Regions from separate parts of the Homo sapiens genome. Here region 1 is linked to region 2. Evidence: read pairs that join two places in POLR2A ChIA-PET (ENCODE). Cell type or tissue: CD4-positive, alpha-beta T cell. All regions are shown on one strand.

Evidence for each region. ChIA-PET counts read pairs that join two places held together with the same protein. Peaks named below come from ENCODE experiments on the same cell type or tissue, not always from the same donor. Only the 100,000 strongest peaks of a DNase experiment are listed, where the experiment ranks them.
Region 1: POLR2A ChIA-PET joins it to region 2 with 17 read pairs; 4 of 35 experiments call an interaction of 5 or more read pairs at or near these places.

The regions. Positions count from the first base shown.
Region 1 is chr7:105,844,964-105,852,963 of GRCh38, reverse strand. All of the region lies in intron 2 of ATXN7L1 (ataxin 7 like 1), which reads left to right. Among named protein-coding and RNA genes, the nearest start is that of ATXN7L1, 28 kb to the left of the region's middle. In CD4-positive, alpha-beta T cell, no CTCF peak of the experiment used is centred here; a DNase peak (open chromatin) is centred at 3,313; H3K4me3 peaks cover 898 bases; H3K27ac peaks cover 2,558 bases.
Region 2 is chr7:105,687,529-105,695,528 of GRCh38, reverse strand. The region is part of intron 3 of ATXN7L1 (ataxin 7 like 1); the gene reads left to right. Among named protein-coding and RNA genes, the nearest start is that of EFCAB10, 110 kb to the right of the region's middle. RefSeq lists enhancers at 1-221, 3,576-4,251, 4,252-4,927, 4,928-5,603, 5,604-6,279 and 1 more. In CD4-positive, alpha-beta T cell, CTCF peaks have their summits at 7,141 and 7,361; DNase peaks (open chromatin) are centred at 3,358 and 4,298; H3K4me3 peaks cover 1,944 bases; H3K27ac peaks cover 1,454 bases.

The sequences.
Region 1 (8,000 bases), 160 kb before region 2:
TGTGTGTCCTTTTGCGACTCGTTTCTTTCACTGAGCGTAATGTTTCCAAGGTTAATCGATGTTGTAGCATGTACCAGAATTTCCTTCCTTTCAAAGGTTAAATAATATCTCATCGTATGTATATTTGACATTTTATTTATCCAATCATTTGGGCATTGTGAATAATGCTGCTGTGAATGCGGGTATACCTGTTTCCATCTGTGAGTGGGTCAAATGTATACCTGTTTCTATCTGTGAGCGGGTCAAACAGAGACCTGGAGAGAACTGATGTGACTGGGATGATGCTTCAGTCCTTCCGAGATAAGCCAGCCGAGGTGCACCTCTCCATCAGAGCTGACAGGAATGTGTGTGCGGAAGGGCCCTGTGCAGGATTGCTGGCCGAGGGGTCAGATCAAGCTGGCACTCTGCTTGCCAAACTGTGCGCCCCCTGTGCTGCATCTGACCAGAGAGGGTGCCTTTTTCTAGCTTGCACAAAGGTCCTTGCTTCATGGTCTGGAAGAGTCCTGCCAGAGCTGAAAATCTGAGAGGCCAGGATCACACAAGGCCACTAGTGCTTTTGCTTTCCAGGGAGGAGGCAGCAGATTGCTGGGCAGAGGTTGTATAGGGAGGGTTAGGAAGGCTGAACTAACTGGGTCAAGATTCCTGGGATTGGGTCTCCCTCTGTCAGAAAACAGGGCAACCTTGTGCAATTACAGAGCAAGTCCTGGTGATCTCCATCTGTGAGATGAGGGGAGGACTGTAAGGTCCCTGCCAGTAGTATAGGGCTGCCTGTCAATAAAGAACTGGCAAAATTCATGGGGGACTAGAGAGAGGCAGGGGCAAGCCTCTGGGAACAGGGTATGGACGACATAGAACAGGAAGGTGATGGAACTTCACAGAGGGAGGATGGTACAGAGAACTTAGAAATCTGAGAGCCAGGGAAGCGCCTCATAGAAAGTGTGATAAAGTAAACAGCTACATTCTTTCTGACCAAAGATGGTGGTGGAAGGAGGAGGAGAGAGAAGTAGTGGCATTGATCCTTCATAAAATTATTCAGCACTTACTGTGTACAGACACAGAATAGAGGGTGCAAGAGGGAAACAGAATCGTGATTCTTCACTTGTGCCCTGTGAAGCTCTCCTGTTGCATGAAGAATTGCAGAGGTGTGAGGGCGTGTTTTGTGTGTGCACATTTCTCCTGGGGATGGTTCTGTGGTTTTTCCTTTTCCTTTCCTGTGGACTTCTTCGCCCTTTCAACAACAACAACAACAACAAAATGTTTAAAGAAATTTACAGCTTGTGGGGGAGACACACCTGTGCCCAGAAATAACAAGGGGGTGAGCCACATGGGAGGGGGATGGAAACACGTGAGGAATAAGCTTGCTGCTTTAAAAGTTGCATTTTGGTGTTAGGGTTTGTGATACATGCAAATCTCCTGAGGAAGAGTCCTCCCTGTTTGGGGTAAAGGGCTGGGGACAGCCACTTGCAAATCTAGCCCTATTGACATGATTGGTGTTTGGATTTTTACTGGGAGATAGACTGACAGAGATACAGAGAAAGACTGGTAATATGTATGCTAGCTGGAGAAGCCACCTTTCAGTCCCATCTCTGCGTATAGTTGATCGTCGAGGAACTCGATGGTGCAGGGGGAAAGGCGTAGCTTTGCAGTCAGACCTTAGCTAACTTCTTGGCCCTGCTGCTTGCTTGCTGTGTGACTTTAGGCTAGCTACCTTGCCTCTCTGTTCCTCTGCTTGCTCATTTGGACAACAGGACCAGACCTAGGAAGATTAGGGATAAGTCACCAGCTGCCATCCTATAGATGGTCAGAAAAATGGTAGCTGGTATTATTGCCTGGAGGAGAGGGCAGGTCTGAGAAATCCAGTGGTTTCCCTGGGTTAGTTTCAGGGTTGTAAATCATTGTGGGATACACATAAAAAACGAGCCAGAATTTGAGAGCAAGGGGAGGGAGGTGTTGTGGGAAGTTGAGTTTGGAAGTGTCTAGGTGAAGAGGTAAGTTATAAGGAAGCGGGGCAGCAGGAAGGAATAAGAACTGAAGTGACATATCCTGGGGGCAGAGATGGCTTTCTGCCCCTTTTGATATTGACTTTCATTATCTCTGAGATCTGTCTGTATCTTGTCCTCCAGCTCAGCCTACACACCAGGGCCCCCACTGAGGGCATTTGCAGAGTCTGGGGAGATGGGAAACCGGGAGCTCCTGAGAGGGACTCTCTTGCAGGCAAGTGAGGATCACTTTCCAAACAGGCAGGCCATATGGAGCATGGGTACCCCTTCTGTGCAGAAGGAGACACCACAGTGTCTTGCAGCAGAAGCCCATGCTCGCTCTGTGCTCGTTCTTCAGGAGGCACAGGGATCAGTGCTAGGCCTCTTAAGTCAGAGAGATCTGGGTTCAGCACAGAGGAAAGTCCTATAACCTCTCACAGCCTTATTTTTCCCATCTGCTTAATGGGATATCACAGGTAGCTCATAGGGTTGTTGGCAAAGTTGAAGGAAGTGAACACACAGCATTTAGCTCAATGCATGGCCCATGGGAAATGCGCAGTGAACATTTCCTTTGGTTGCCATTGAGTAGCCCCTGGAACAGAGGACTAGGGGGTGTCCTTCAGGATGAGCTTCCTCATGGTCCTCTCCTGTGGGAACAGTGTGCTGGTGAAGGCTGTATTCCCGATGCCATGGGGCATGACAGGCATGAGGAAATGACATCTGGAAATGGTCCTTAAACCAGGGCCCTAGGCAGGGAGCCAGGAGTGTGCAAACGTGGTGGCACATCTTTCAGAATGTCAGTTCAACTCTAATTCTACAGGAAAGTATTTTTTTATCATTATATTTCATCAACTCTAAGATGCCATTTATCAGAAAATACATTGTTATTTTATGTAACACTGAGAAAAAGCACTGCCAATTAAACTACAGCCACTGTGGATTCTAAGACATCCTGATTTTAAAGATGTTACAATGGAAGTGGGGGTGAGTGCAGCTTAGAATTAATAAAATACAGTAGGGCAAAAATAGAGTATCAAGGAAAATTTGCATTAATTTTTAAGATAAAGCATGAAATTTGAAGAGTCACAGAAAGCTCTTGTGGTAGCCTCAGAAGGTGCAGGTATGTGTGAACTTGCCAGCCCATCAGGGCAACTCTGTTTAAAGAGCTGAGAGCAGCTGGGGCTTAATCTGCCTCTAAGTTCAGATGGGAAGCAGGAGGGAAGGAAGTGGCCCAGACTTCAGAGCACCCATTGTCATTCAGGGGCCTGAACATCCTCAGGGAGCCCCAGTGACCTCAGGGCCCCTGGTGAATCATTTGTGTTCACTTCACTTAGAAGGAAAATCAACATACAGCACTTTCAGGAGGAGAAGAGGTGTCATGAAACCAAGCAAACAATGGCTACACCTCCAAGAGGGTGGGAAACCACAGGACGGCACCACCCTGTAAGAGAGGCAGCTTCCTGTGACTTGTTGTCTTTCAGTACAGCCTGCATGACCCATGAGCAGCACATCTTCTAGCGGGGGCCCAGCCCTGGTGTTTTGGTGTTTGGGTGGAGATTCAGGGAGAAAACCAGGCTTGACCCTCTTGCCCTTAAGAATTCCTGCGCATCTCAGGTCTGTCAGAAGGGATCTGGTTACACTAACTTCTTGCCAGAGCCCTCCCCACCTGCATATCACTACGTAGGGACGGACTCTGGGCAGTTGTGGTGTTGTCAAGGAGTGACGCCCTGGTGTGGTGACCAGCCTTCTGCCACCTCCTTGGCAGGGAAGTGAAATCACACCTCCAAGCCCTGTTGAGATTGTCCATCTCCTCTCAGGCCAGTGGTGATGGCCTGTCCCCTCTGATGGACTAATAATAGGGTGGTGATAATGGTGCAATAATGGTCAAATTCAGTGGAGCAGTTTTATTTTCAGACTGCTGTGTCGTGGGGTTAGGAGTGGAGGATAAGCCTTAGGTCATGGGACTTGCAGGTGGAGGAATGGAGGTGAGGAGACCAAGTGATCCACTGGGGTGATAGCTAGTGGCAGACCTGAGTCTAGAGCCATGCAGTGCAGGGAGAGGGCCCAGAGAGGAGCAGAAAGCAGTGACCCAGCCCTGAGAACACACTCTGGGCTGGCAGGCTGAGGGAACTGGAGGCTAGAAGAATAGTCACTGGGCCGAGGAGCAGCATGCTCTAGGCTGGGTGCACGGAGCTGCAATCATGGAGGGCCTGGACCTCCATGAGTAGATTTATTTAATGATGCTTTTTCTTCATGCAAAAGTGATATGTGATCACTGTAGAAGATGCACATCAACAAAAGAAGAAAAAAGCTAGCCTATACCCCTGTCATCTGGAATTAACCAGTGCTGACCTTTTGTTTGTTTCCTGTAACTTACAAAAATGGGATAATTTTGTATTATGTTGATTATGGTGAGTACCTTTCCTAGTTATTAAGTATTCCATTGTAAATGTATTTCATAATTTATTTAACTAATTCCCTGTCATTGGATATATTGGTTGTTTTCAGGTTCTCATTATTAAAAATAATATTGCAATCAAATGAATATCCTTGTAGCTAAATTTTTGCACACATTCATGATTATTTCTAAAGCATAAATTCTTAGAAGTGGAATGCTGAGTCTAAGAGTGTGCTGTTTTTGAGGCTTTTGATACTCATTGCTAAATTGCCCTCTAGAAATATTGTTCCAATTAATACTCCCATCAGGAGTGTATGAGAGTGGCTGTTTTCCCAACTCTGGCCAATATCTCACCAAAGATTGTCAGATATTTGATGATTTAATAAGTTCAAATGTTATCTTATTTTAGTTTTCATTCTTATGATTACTAATAAGGTTGAACATTTCGTTAGCTTTGTGTATGTTCTTATATGAGTTGCTTTTTCATGGTTTTTGCTTAATTTTCCATTGGCCTATTAATCTTTTTTCCCATTGTTTTCTAAGAGCCCTCTATAGATTAAGGCTAACTTACCCATGTCTGTCATATTTGGATCACATGAGTTTTAGGAAATCTTAATGCTCAAACATTTTCTATCCAATCTTGCCTATAGGACCAAAGTAGCTAGGAAAATAGAAATTTCCAGATAATTCTCAAACCACATGGCAGGTGTTACTGAATGCTGGCAGGGGCCATTTCGTATGAATAGTTATGCTGACAAGACAGTACTAATAATAAAAACTACCATTTACTGAACAACTATTATATGCCAGGCACTTTTCATATATATTAGCCTTTCAGTCTTATCACCCTGCAAAGAGCCGAGTAAACTGGGGCAGAGAAAAATTAAGAAGCTCTTTTAAGATCACACAGCTAATAAGTGGCAGAGCCAGGATTTGAACCTGGATCTGTTCATCTCTACCACCCATGTACTTTCTACTGTCCTGAGCTCTTGTTCTTGGGGTAAACAATAGTTTTACAGTTTAGGTCTTCCTTAGCACCATCCACATCTGGACCTGTTGGTTGGCTCTAGAAGAGTCAACCCTGCCCTGATTTTACCTGCCCTTGCTGCTGTACATTATTTCTCAGCTGGACCTGTTCTCTAGGCTTCCAGCCTGCATGCTTTCTCCTTGTTGCTAGAGGTCCTGTCTGACTGTTTTGCTACTGATAAAGAAGCCCAAAAGATACCAGGATATGATTTCTCTCTCAAATTTCAGGATCAAAAGTTAAAACTAGATCCATCCAGTCCTTAATCTAGTGGCCAACTCCCAATGTTCTCACCCATCAAGCCAAGAAGTGAGTTGGAGTGCACATGGTAACTGGTCTTCAGAGGTGCCTTTTCAGGGAACACGCCTCCCATGTAGTCTCTTCTCTGTGACGCTTGGCTCACCCTGTGACACACTTTATGTATGTGTTTTAATAATTGCCATTAAGATATAATTCATATGCCACAAAATTCACTCCTTTAAAGTTGTTTTTGGTATTAATATATTCACAAGTGGTACAACCAACACCACTATCTCATTCCAGAACATATCTGTTAGTCCCGAAAGAAACCTTGTACCCATTAGCAGTTGCTGACCATTCCCTCCTCCCCTCAGTCCCTGGCAACTACGAATCAACTTTCTGTCTCTATGGATTGCCCAGTTCTGAACATTTCGTATAAATGGAATTATATAATATGTGGCCTTTTATGTGTGGCTTCTTTCACTTAGCATAATGTTTCAGGGTTCATTCATGTGGTAGCAGGTATCAATACCTCATTCCTTTTTGTAGCTGAACAGTATTCCACTGTAGGATATGCTACATTCTGTCTATTCATTTACCAGTTGATGGACATTTGGATTATTTTTACCTTCTGGCTATTTTGAATTGTGCTGCTGTGAGCATGTGTATAAGTTTTTGTGGACATATGTTTTCTCTTGGGTATATACCTAGGAGTGAAATTGCTGAATCATATGGTAACTCCATGCTTAATTTTTTGAAGAACTGTGAAACTGTTTTCTAAAGCAGCCGCACCATTTTAAATTCCCACCAACAATGTATGAGGGTTCTAATTTCTCTATATCCTTACCAACATTTGTTATTATCAGTCTTTTTTATCATGGCCATCTTAGTGGGTTTTAAGTGGTATTTCATTGTGGTTTTGATTTGCATTTTCCTGATGACTACATGATGTTGACCATCTTTTAATGTGCTTGATGGCACCTATTGGCCATTTTTACAAATTTTATTTCTTTTAGAGACAGGGTCTCGCTGTGTTGCCGACGGTGGCTTCAATCTCCTAGGCTCAAGCGATCCTCCCACCTTAGCATCCCTAATAGCTATTAGATTATTTCTCTTTAAGTTTTAAGAATTCTTTATTTATTCTGGATATGTATAAGAAATTATATATTTCTTATCAGATATAATTTGCAAATATTTTTCCCTTCTGTGGGTTGTCTTTTTTGCTTTCTTGATGATGTCCTTTGAAGCACAAAAGCTTTTAATTTTGATGATGTCCTGTTTATCAAATATTTCTTTTATTGCTTACACTTTTGGTGTTATATCTAAGAAACCATTGTCTAATTTCAGGTCACAAGATTTGCTCCTATGTTTTCTTCTAGGAGTTTTGTAGTTTTAGCTCCTACATTAGATCTATGGTGTCTTTCGAGGTATGTTTTTGTACATGGTGTGAAGTAGGGGCCAAAATTCTTTTTCATGTGGCTATCCAGTTGTCTCAGCATCATTTTTTGAAAGAGACTATTCTTTGTTCCATTGAATTGTCTTGGAACTCTTGATGAAGATCAGTTGACCATAAATATGAGTTTATTTCTAGACTCTCAGTTCTGTTCCATTGATCTATATATCCTAATGCCAGTAACACACTATCTTGGATACTGTGGCTTCATAGAAAGTTTTGAAACTGGAAAGTATGAGTCTTCCAACTTTGTTCTTTTTCAAAATTGTTTTGGCTTTAAACAATAGGAACTTCTTGAATTTCCATATGAATTTTAGGATTACTTTGTCAATTTCTTCAAAAAAAAAAAAAAAAGACTGGGTACTTACAAAGATTACGTTGAATCTGTAGATCAGTTTAGAGAATGCAAACCATCTTAGCAACATTAGGTCTTCCAACGCATGAACATGGGAAGGCTTTGTATTTACTTAGATCTTAATTTCTGTCAACTGTATTTATAGTTTCCATGTACAAGTCTTACATCTCTTTGGCTAAACTTATTGGTAAGTATTTTATTTTTGATATTATTGTAAATGAAATTGTCTTCCTAATTTTACTGATTGTCCATTGCTAGTGTGTAGAAATACAACTGAACTGATTTTTTTTTTTTTTTTTTTTTTTTTTTTGAGACAGAGTTTTGCTCTGTCACACAGGCTGGAATGCACTGGTGCAATCTTGGCTCACTGCAACCTCCGCCTCCCAGGTTCAAGCAATCCTCCTGCCTCAGCCTCCTGAGTAGCTGGGATTACAGGCACCCGCCACGATGCCCGGCTAATTTTTGTATTTTTGGTAGAGACAGGGTTTCACCATGTTGGCCAGGCTGGTCTCAAACTTCTGACCTCAGGTGATCCTCCCACCTCAGCCTCC
Region 2 (8,000 bases):
TGGCATTTAGGTGAACTGATCAAATCAAAGGATGGGGTGCAAACTGGATCAAGACGATTGTTTTCCATTGAAATAGTAGCTCTGGAGTGCAGATGTCCGAAGCTCCCCCCACACTGTGGAAAGGAACCCTTCTGTGTTAGGCACATTCACTATGAAACACTAGAAAAGCCATGAAGACAGGGAATGTTGAGAAAATTGAGGGCGATGTTGTGCTTTTATTTTATTTAATGTTTATTTATTTTGAGACGGAGTCTTGCTCTGTCACCCAGGCTGGAGCGCAGTGGTGTGATCTCGGCTCACTGCAACCTCTGCCTCCTGGATTCAAGCAATTCTCCTGCCTCAGCCTCCCGAGTAGCTGGGACTACAGGCACCGGCCACCACGCCCGGCTAATTTTTGTATTTTTAGTAGAGATGCAATGGTGTGATCTCGGCTCACTGCAACCTCCGCCTCCCAGATTCAAGCAATTCTCCTGCCTCAGCCTCCTGAGTAGCTGGGACTACAGGCACCGGCCACCACGCCCAACTAATTTTTGTATTTTTTGGAGAGACAGGTTTCAGCATGTTGGCTGGGCTGGTTTCGAACTCCTGACCTCAGGCAATCCACCGCCTCAGCCTTCCAAAGTGCTGGGATTACAGGTGTGAGCCACCGTGCCTGGCTGAGGTTGTGCTTTTAGAGTCAAACAACTCCATTGGCCTTTTTAGTTTTATCATTGTTTTCTCTGGAAGCGCCATAGAGGGAAGCAAGGAGGGCCGGGCCAGGAGTTGGAAGACCTAGGGCTGTTTGTGGTTTGCAGTGTGGCCCTGGCCAAATCACATAGCCTCTCCAAATCCCAGTTTACTTGTCTGTGAAAATGGGAATAATAAAGTCTGCCCCTTTTAAGCTGCTTTGTGAATAATGAAGCTGCACACCAGCGTACATTATCGGCCATGAGGCTGAGACCCAGGATTGGACATCAGAAAGCTTTCCTGGGTGTGTAACTTGGGAAAGTCACAGGTTTCTCTGAACCCTGTTTCCCTCCTTCATAATGGGGGTAATAATAGCCGCCCTTCCCACCTCACAGGATCAAATAATGTAATGTGCATGAAAGAGACATAAACTGTGGGGTTTTAACCCACAGAAATCCTGGGGCTACTTTAACAGTTGCTGACCCCAAGGACAGGGCTGATTGAAGACTCACTTCTCAGCCAGGTGCAGTGGCTCACACCTGTACTCCCAGCACTTTGGGAGGCCAAGGCAGGTGGATTGCCTGAGATCAGGAGATCGAGACCAGCCTGGCCAACATGGTGAAACCATCTCTACTAAAAATATAAAAATTAGCCAGGTGCAGTGGCATGTGCCTGTAGACCCAGATACTGGGGAGGCTGAGGCAGGAGAATTGCTTGAACCCGGGAGGCGGAGGTTGCAGTGAGCCAAGATGGCACCACTGCACTCCAGCCTAGGCAACAGAGCGAGACTCTGCCTTAAAAAAAAAAAAAAAGGCTCACTTCTCCCTCAGGACCTGAAACTTCTCTCTTGCTGCATCCCTTCCACCCTCCTCCTTTCCCCACCCCAGACTTCTTGCTCCCGACTTCTTCCTCCCCTGCTCCTTCCTTGGTCTTGGATGTGCTAAGTTGCCTTTGCTCTTCTCCTGTGATGTATCAGGCAACTGCTGCATTTCACTCCAGGGTGGCTCCATTTCAGATCCCAGTGAAACAATTTCTATATATAGTTGGTAATAAAATGTGGGTTACTTTGAGGGGAAAGAGAAAGCCACTATGTGGGTTCCTGTTCACCACCATGGCGCTGGTGGCCCCGTAACCAGAAGAGCAACCTTTGCTCTCCAAAACAAAGGTGAAGCTGGCCCACAGTCACAGTGGCTTTTCCAAACAGCCTGTTTCTACTTACTCATTACTTTCCCCAAAACCTGTGGAGTGGGAAGGGGGTGACATTTTATTCTTCAAATTAGATGGATGGATGGATGGATGGATGGATGGATGGATGGATGGATGGATGGGGCATTAGATTTAAGTCCACCCAGCAATTTAAAATTTCTCACTCGGTCAGACACAGTAGCTCAAGCCTGTAACCCCAGCACTTTGGAGGCCCAAGCGGGAGGACTGCCTGAGGCCAGGAGTTCAGGACTAGCTTGGGCAACATAGTGAGATTCTGTCTCTACAAAAACTTTAAAAATTAGCCAGGCATGGTGGCAGACACCTATAGTCCCAGCTACTTGGGAGGCTGAGGCAGAAGGATTCCTTGAGCCCAGGAGTTCAAGGCTGCAGTGAGCTATGATGGCACCACTGCACTCCAGCCTGGGCAAGAGAGAAACCTTGTCTCTATTTAAAACAAAAACAAAAAAAATTTCTCACTCTTACGTCCACACCCAGGTTCTCTTGGAATTGTTTTCTGAACTCCTCAGGTAACTAAAATTTTATTTGGTTAATTCTCTTGGTCCTACAGTGAGATACTGCTTGATGCACTCTGGGAAAAATGGAAAAGCCTGTTAAAATAAGCAATTTAAGAAGTGTTTCTGCTGGGCATGACGGCTCATGCTTGTAATCCCAGTGCTTTGGAAGGCCAAAGCAGGAGGATCGCTTGAGGCCAGGAGTTTGAGACCAGCCTGGTGGCAAGACTCCGTGTCTACAAAAGATTTAAAAATTAGCCAAGGGCAGTGGTGCGGCTCCTTAGGAGGCTGAATCGGGAGGATCGCTTGAGCCCAGGAATTCAAGGATGCAGTGAGCTCTGATGGCACCACTGCACTTCAGCCTGGGTGGCAGAGCAAAAGGTCTCTAAAAAAGAAAGAGCTGGGTGCGGTGGCTCATACCTGTAATCCCAGCACTCTGGGAGGCTGAGACGGGTTGATCGCTTGAGGTCAGGAGTTCGAGACCAGCCTGGCCAACATGGCAAAACTCCATCTCTACCAAAAATACAAAAACTAGCCAGGCGTAGTGGTGCATGCCTGTAATCCCAGCTACTTAGGAGGCTGTGGCAGGAGAATTGCTTGAACCCAGGAGGCAGAGGTTGCAGTGAGCCAAGATAGCGCCATTGCACTCCAGCCTGGGTGACAGAGCCAGACTCCATCTCAAAAAAAGAAGGAAGGAAGGGAGGGAGGGAGGGAGGGAGGAAGGAAGGAAGGAAGGAAGGAAGGAAGGAAGGAAGGAAGGAAGGAAGGAAGGAAAGAAAGAAATTCATCCAGCATGTCCCTTTCTTCTCCTATGGGATTTACCAACTGACAAATTCTAGTGCTCCTGCCATCACCCCCACATGTGCAGCAAAGCCTCCACATTTGCAAAATCTAAGTCAATCTCTAAAAGATGCTTCGAGGAAGCACCCAGTTCCTTCTGCTAATAACCGCAGTGTGTCATGTGACACCTCCCCCTCCCCCAACCAGTTCTCTCTGAAAACTACCCACCCACCCCACCAATAAAGTAGCATGACGTCTGTCCTTCAGCTGCCAATATCTACATTTCCTTCAAGGTGGTAATCTTTTGCTTTTGTAATTTAAGTTCTTTTTTATTCGTAATTGTTACCCAATTGCTTTGGGGCTTGCATAAACAGTTAACAAAAACACCCGCACGAGGCAGCCGGTTCGCTTTCTGTGCTTGTTGTTCTTGGCACTGGGTCAGTTCTATGAACTTCTGGTGTCCAACTGGTAGGACCTGAAACTCCGTGTTTAACAAGTGCGTGTAGTCAAAACAGTTGGCGTGTGCAAGCGCGGATAGCTGGTATTGACTGCAGCTGGTCAGCCGTCGGGCTGTGCACCGTGCAGAATACCGTATCACGTTGCTCTGTTTGGGGCTGGGCTTTTGTTGTTGTTTAGTCGTTGCGATTTTTTTCCCTCCTTTTTCTTTCTCTCTCTCTCTCTTTTTTTTTTTCTTTTTTTTTTTTTTACTGACATCCGTGCTAATGTGGATCGCTTCAGGTTCCAAAAGTACAACATGTTTACAGTCGTCGTAGCATCAGATTAAGTTGGCAGCCTGAGTCTCTCTGTAAGTGGTTTTAGTTTACATTTCTTCTTCTAGCAGGATGTTTTGCATAATTTTGCTGATCCTAGGTTATTTATAGACTTTTTTTTGAAGAAACGGGGATGCATAAGAGTTTCTGTTCCAACTGTGGAAAGTGAAATTTGTTTCTCCACTTAGAGAAACGGCGGTGTATGTGCAGCAGAGGGTTATTTTAGCTCTTGATGATTAATTTCTTAGGGGTCACTTAATAACGTTCCCGAGAGTCCTAGGACGTGTTGTTTTCCTTTAGTCGTTCACAAACGGAGTAAAATGAAAGTAATGATGCCATTTCCTCTGGGGCGCTCCTCGAGGGTGGATGCAGTGATTGGGTATTGTTTCAAACGTCTGAAATGAGTTTACAGCGGTTGTTTTGTCAAACTCCTGGGAGCAGTGGCATTTGGTGACCCAAAACATGCCCAAGGGCTGGTCTGCAGGACTCAGAGTCACGGGGGAGGGGGACGGAGGAAGAACAGACACAGGGAAGTTACTGGACCTTAGTTTGTCCCCACCTAAATGACAGTGATATGCAGACATTTATAACATTTTTAAAAGGATGATTGACTGCAAGATGGCATATGGGCTCATGCTTTATCTGTGTGATTTTCTGGCCTGGTGGTAGCATCTTTGGGGGCCCGTGTGCATGTTTGAGTAAGAACTAAAGCTTAGCGAAAACACTAAGCCGGAATTAGCACTCTATAAAAGGGTTTCCCGTAATATTTACTAGAACAGTTGGCTAAAAATTGCCGTGCTTGTCCCACTGAATGGCTGTGTAATTAAATCAGCCCTTGATATCGTACCTTGAGCACCTCCCATCTCTGAGTCTGCCGCTCTTGGAATTTGCATGAGTAAGTAGCGCGTTCATCAGCATAATGAATGTGGAGTCCCAGTCTAATGGTCCGGGAGAACCTTGTAAATGAGACACTTCATTGTGCCTCGGGTTAAATATTTTAAACTAAACAAATCGCAAAAGAAGGAGAAGACGACAAACATCATTTAGGCCTCACGGAAGGCCTTCTGAGGAGCGGGTCTGCTTAGATCCAAGACCTTGAGTCCCACACAGATGGGTCCAACCCCACCCCCAGCATCACATGAATGAGAACGGACAGTGAAAACGGAAATTTCCAAGGTGGTAAATGTGACCATTAGGATGAGGCTTGACATAGTTCTAACTGCTGAGTGCTGCCAAGAGAGGCTTTCTTTTCTCCTCCATGTTTCTCTCATTCATATGAATGCTTTTTTTTGCTGGGCGCGGTGGCTCATGCCTGTAATCCCAGCACTTTGGGAGGCTGAGGCGGGCGGATCACCTGAGGTCGGGAGTTCGAGACCAGCCTGACCAACATGGAGAAACCCCGTCTCTACGAAAAATACAAAAATTAGCTGGGCATGGTGGCACATGCCTGTAATCCCAGCTACTCGGGAGGCTGAGGCAGGAGAATTGTTTGAACCCAGGAGGCGGAGGTTGCTGTGAGCCGAGAGCGCGCCATTGCACTCCAGCCTGGGCAACAAGAGCGAAACTCCGTCTCAAAAATAAAAAAAGAAGTGCCCTGTCTCCTTTAACCTTGCAGAGAATAATGATGAGGCTTCCTTGCTTTAGGCCTTTGACGTTTAGAGTCTGTCCTGTGCTTTCTCACACTGGCCCCACTGAGCTGGTGGGGGCCAAGTCCAGCCCTTTGGTCCTAGTAGGAAAAGCCTGGCTTTGGGGCCTGGCTCATACAGGGGAGCTGAGAAGCTAAAACTCGGGCTCGGACATGATCCATCGGACCTTCGCCTCCTCATGCCCCCATTTGCTCTGGGCTAACTGGCTATGACACGATGCTAAGGGACTCTTTGTTCTAATTTGATTCAAATCTGCCCCTGTGTGTGGGGCCTCTGTTCCACTTCCCCGTGCCTCCTCCGTATGTCTGGTTGGGACCGGGAGGACTTTCGGCCCACCTTCGTAAGGTGTCAAGCTTGAGGTGTGTGTTGGTTTGTATGCATCTCAGCTAGGAATGATTATGGGGGCTGCCCCCAGCTGTGTCAATCACCCCCACAGCCCAAGTGAATGGAAAGATGTGAAGAGAACCTATAGGCCTTTATGTTGGAGCTGGGAGGAGTGGCAGTAAATACTGAAAGGCTTTTGCATTTGAATGAGCTAAACCCTCCCACCCTGCCATCCTTGGGAAAGTAAAGGCCTTTCAGCTCTGTCTCCTAGAGCACGTTGCCCCTCCCAGGCCCTCCAGACATTGGCCTGCCAATATCTTAGAAACACCCTCCTTCCTCACTTTGATTCTTCCCTCCACCCCAGCCCCAGTGACATAGCTGCTGTTTAAACTTAATTGATCCGGGGCAGCTGGGCACCTTAGCAGCAGTGAGCATTTGTGAGCCCACTCCTTCTCTCTTGGCCCCAGGGGAGTGGTTCTGTCCACCCTACACTCCGGGAAGACCAAGGCACCCAGGCAGAACCTAGAGACCAGTGAATTCCCAGCCAAAGGCAGCACTGAGCCAGATGGTCTGTGTAATTTCGTCAAACCTTTGGGAGTCTGCTAACAGCGACCTCACTTTGCCATAGTCCATTCACCCCCAAGGTCTTGTCTTTTCTGGAACAACAGCCATGACATATACATTAATTAGAACCAGTAATCAGATTACTTTTTGGGTAAGAGGTGAAACAAGAAAGTAAGCTGATAAAAGGAGTTGATCACTCCCAGACTATGACCTGGAGTCATACATTTTCAGACCAGCTACTCACACCTGCTCCGTGTACTTGTAGACTACTTCAGCTTCAGGACTTCAGGGCAGGCAGACTGCCAGTTATCAGGGTTTAGGAGATTTGTCCCACCTTGACCTTGCTGTTACTGACCATGGGTTCTTGGGCTTTTGGTGCAATAGAAATGAGGCGAAAAGAGTCTTCCCAGACAAGGCTTCATTGGCGCTTACGCCAGGGCATAAGGTAGAGAGAGAGAGAATTCCCTGACTGACCCTCTGAAAACAGCCGATTGGGATTTTTTTTTTTTTTTAATTGACACAGGGTCTTGCTCTGTGTTGCCCAGGCTAGAGTGCAGTGGCACGATCACGGCTCACTGCAGCCTCTACCTCCTGGACCCAGGTGATCCTCCCACCTCACCCTCCCAAGTAGCTGGGGCTACAGGCATGTGCCACCATGCCCAGCTAAGTTATGTATTTTTAGTAGAGATGGGGTTTCCTCCATGTTGCCCAGGCTGGTCTCAAACTCCTGAGGTCAAGCCATCCACCCGCCTCAGCCTCCCAAAGTGCTGGGATTACAGGCATGAACCACCGTGTCCGTCCCCAGTTGGGATTTTTTTTATTAGGCGAAGTACAGGAATTGATATCAGGGTAGGGTATGCAGGCTGGGCTGGGCAACGCATGTGAGGGTTAGGGTATGCAAGTCAATGTATCTGGTTGTGATGATTATCTTGAGTCATGGGCCACCTGGTGGTCTAGCCGGCAACAACAAGGCTATAAATCAGTTGTTCAGCATTCCTTCCTGAGGTGGGACACTCCGCAACCTTGGTTCCATATTTTGGATCTCTTCAGTCCAGTTCCTGGAATTCTTTAAGTAAAAAGCATGGTTAAACATTATGAGAGCACCGAAGAACAATATAGAATGGCTCTTTTCTTTGTATGACTAAAGCCTTGGGGTGAGTGGGTATGGTGTCAGTGAGGTAGTGGTGTGGGTCTCATGGTCAGTGGGAATGCATGAAAGAATGCTCTTCTGCGGGTAGCTGAAGCCAGGCCACATTCCTGCTCTGTCACACTGCTCTGAAACACAGCCCAAGGAGGAGGATGCATCCGAGCTGCACCTAGGCCTCTGCCTCCATCCTATACTTTTTCTCCCTGATCTAGTGAACTTGCATGGTTTTTAGGTATTGGTCTTGGTATGATAGGGCTGTCATAACAAAATGAAACAGCCTGGGTGGGTTCAACAACCAAAGTTTATTTTCTCATGATTCTGGAAGCTGGAGGTCCAAGATTAAGGTGCCAGCAAGTTTGGTTTCTCCTGAGGCCCCTTCTTGGCT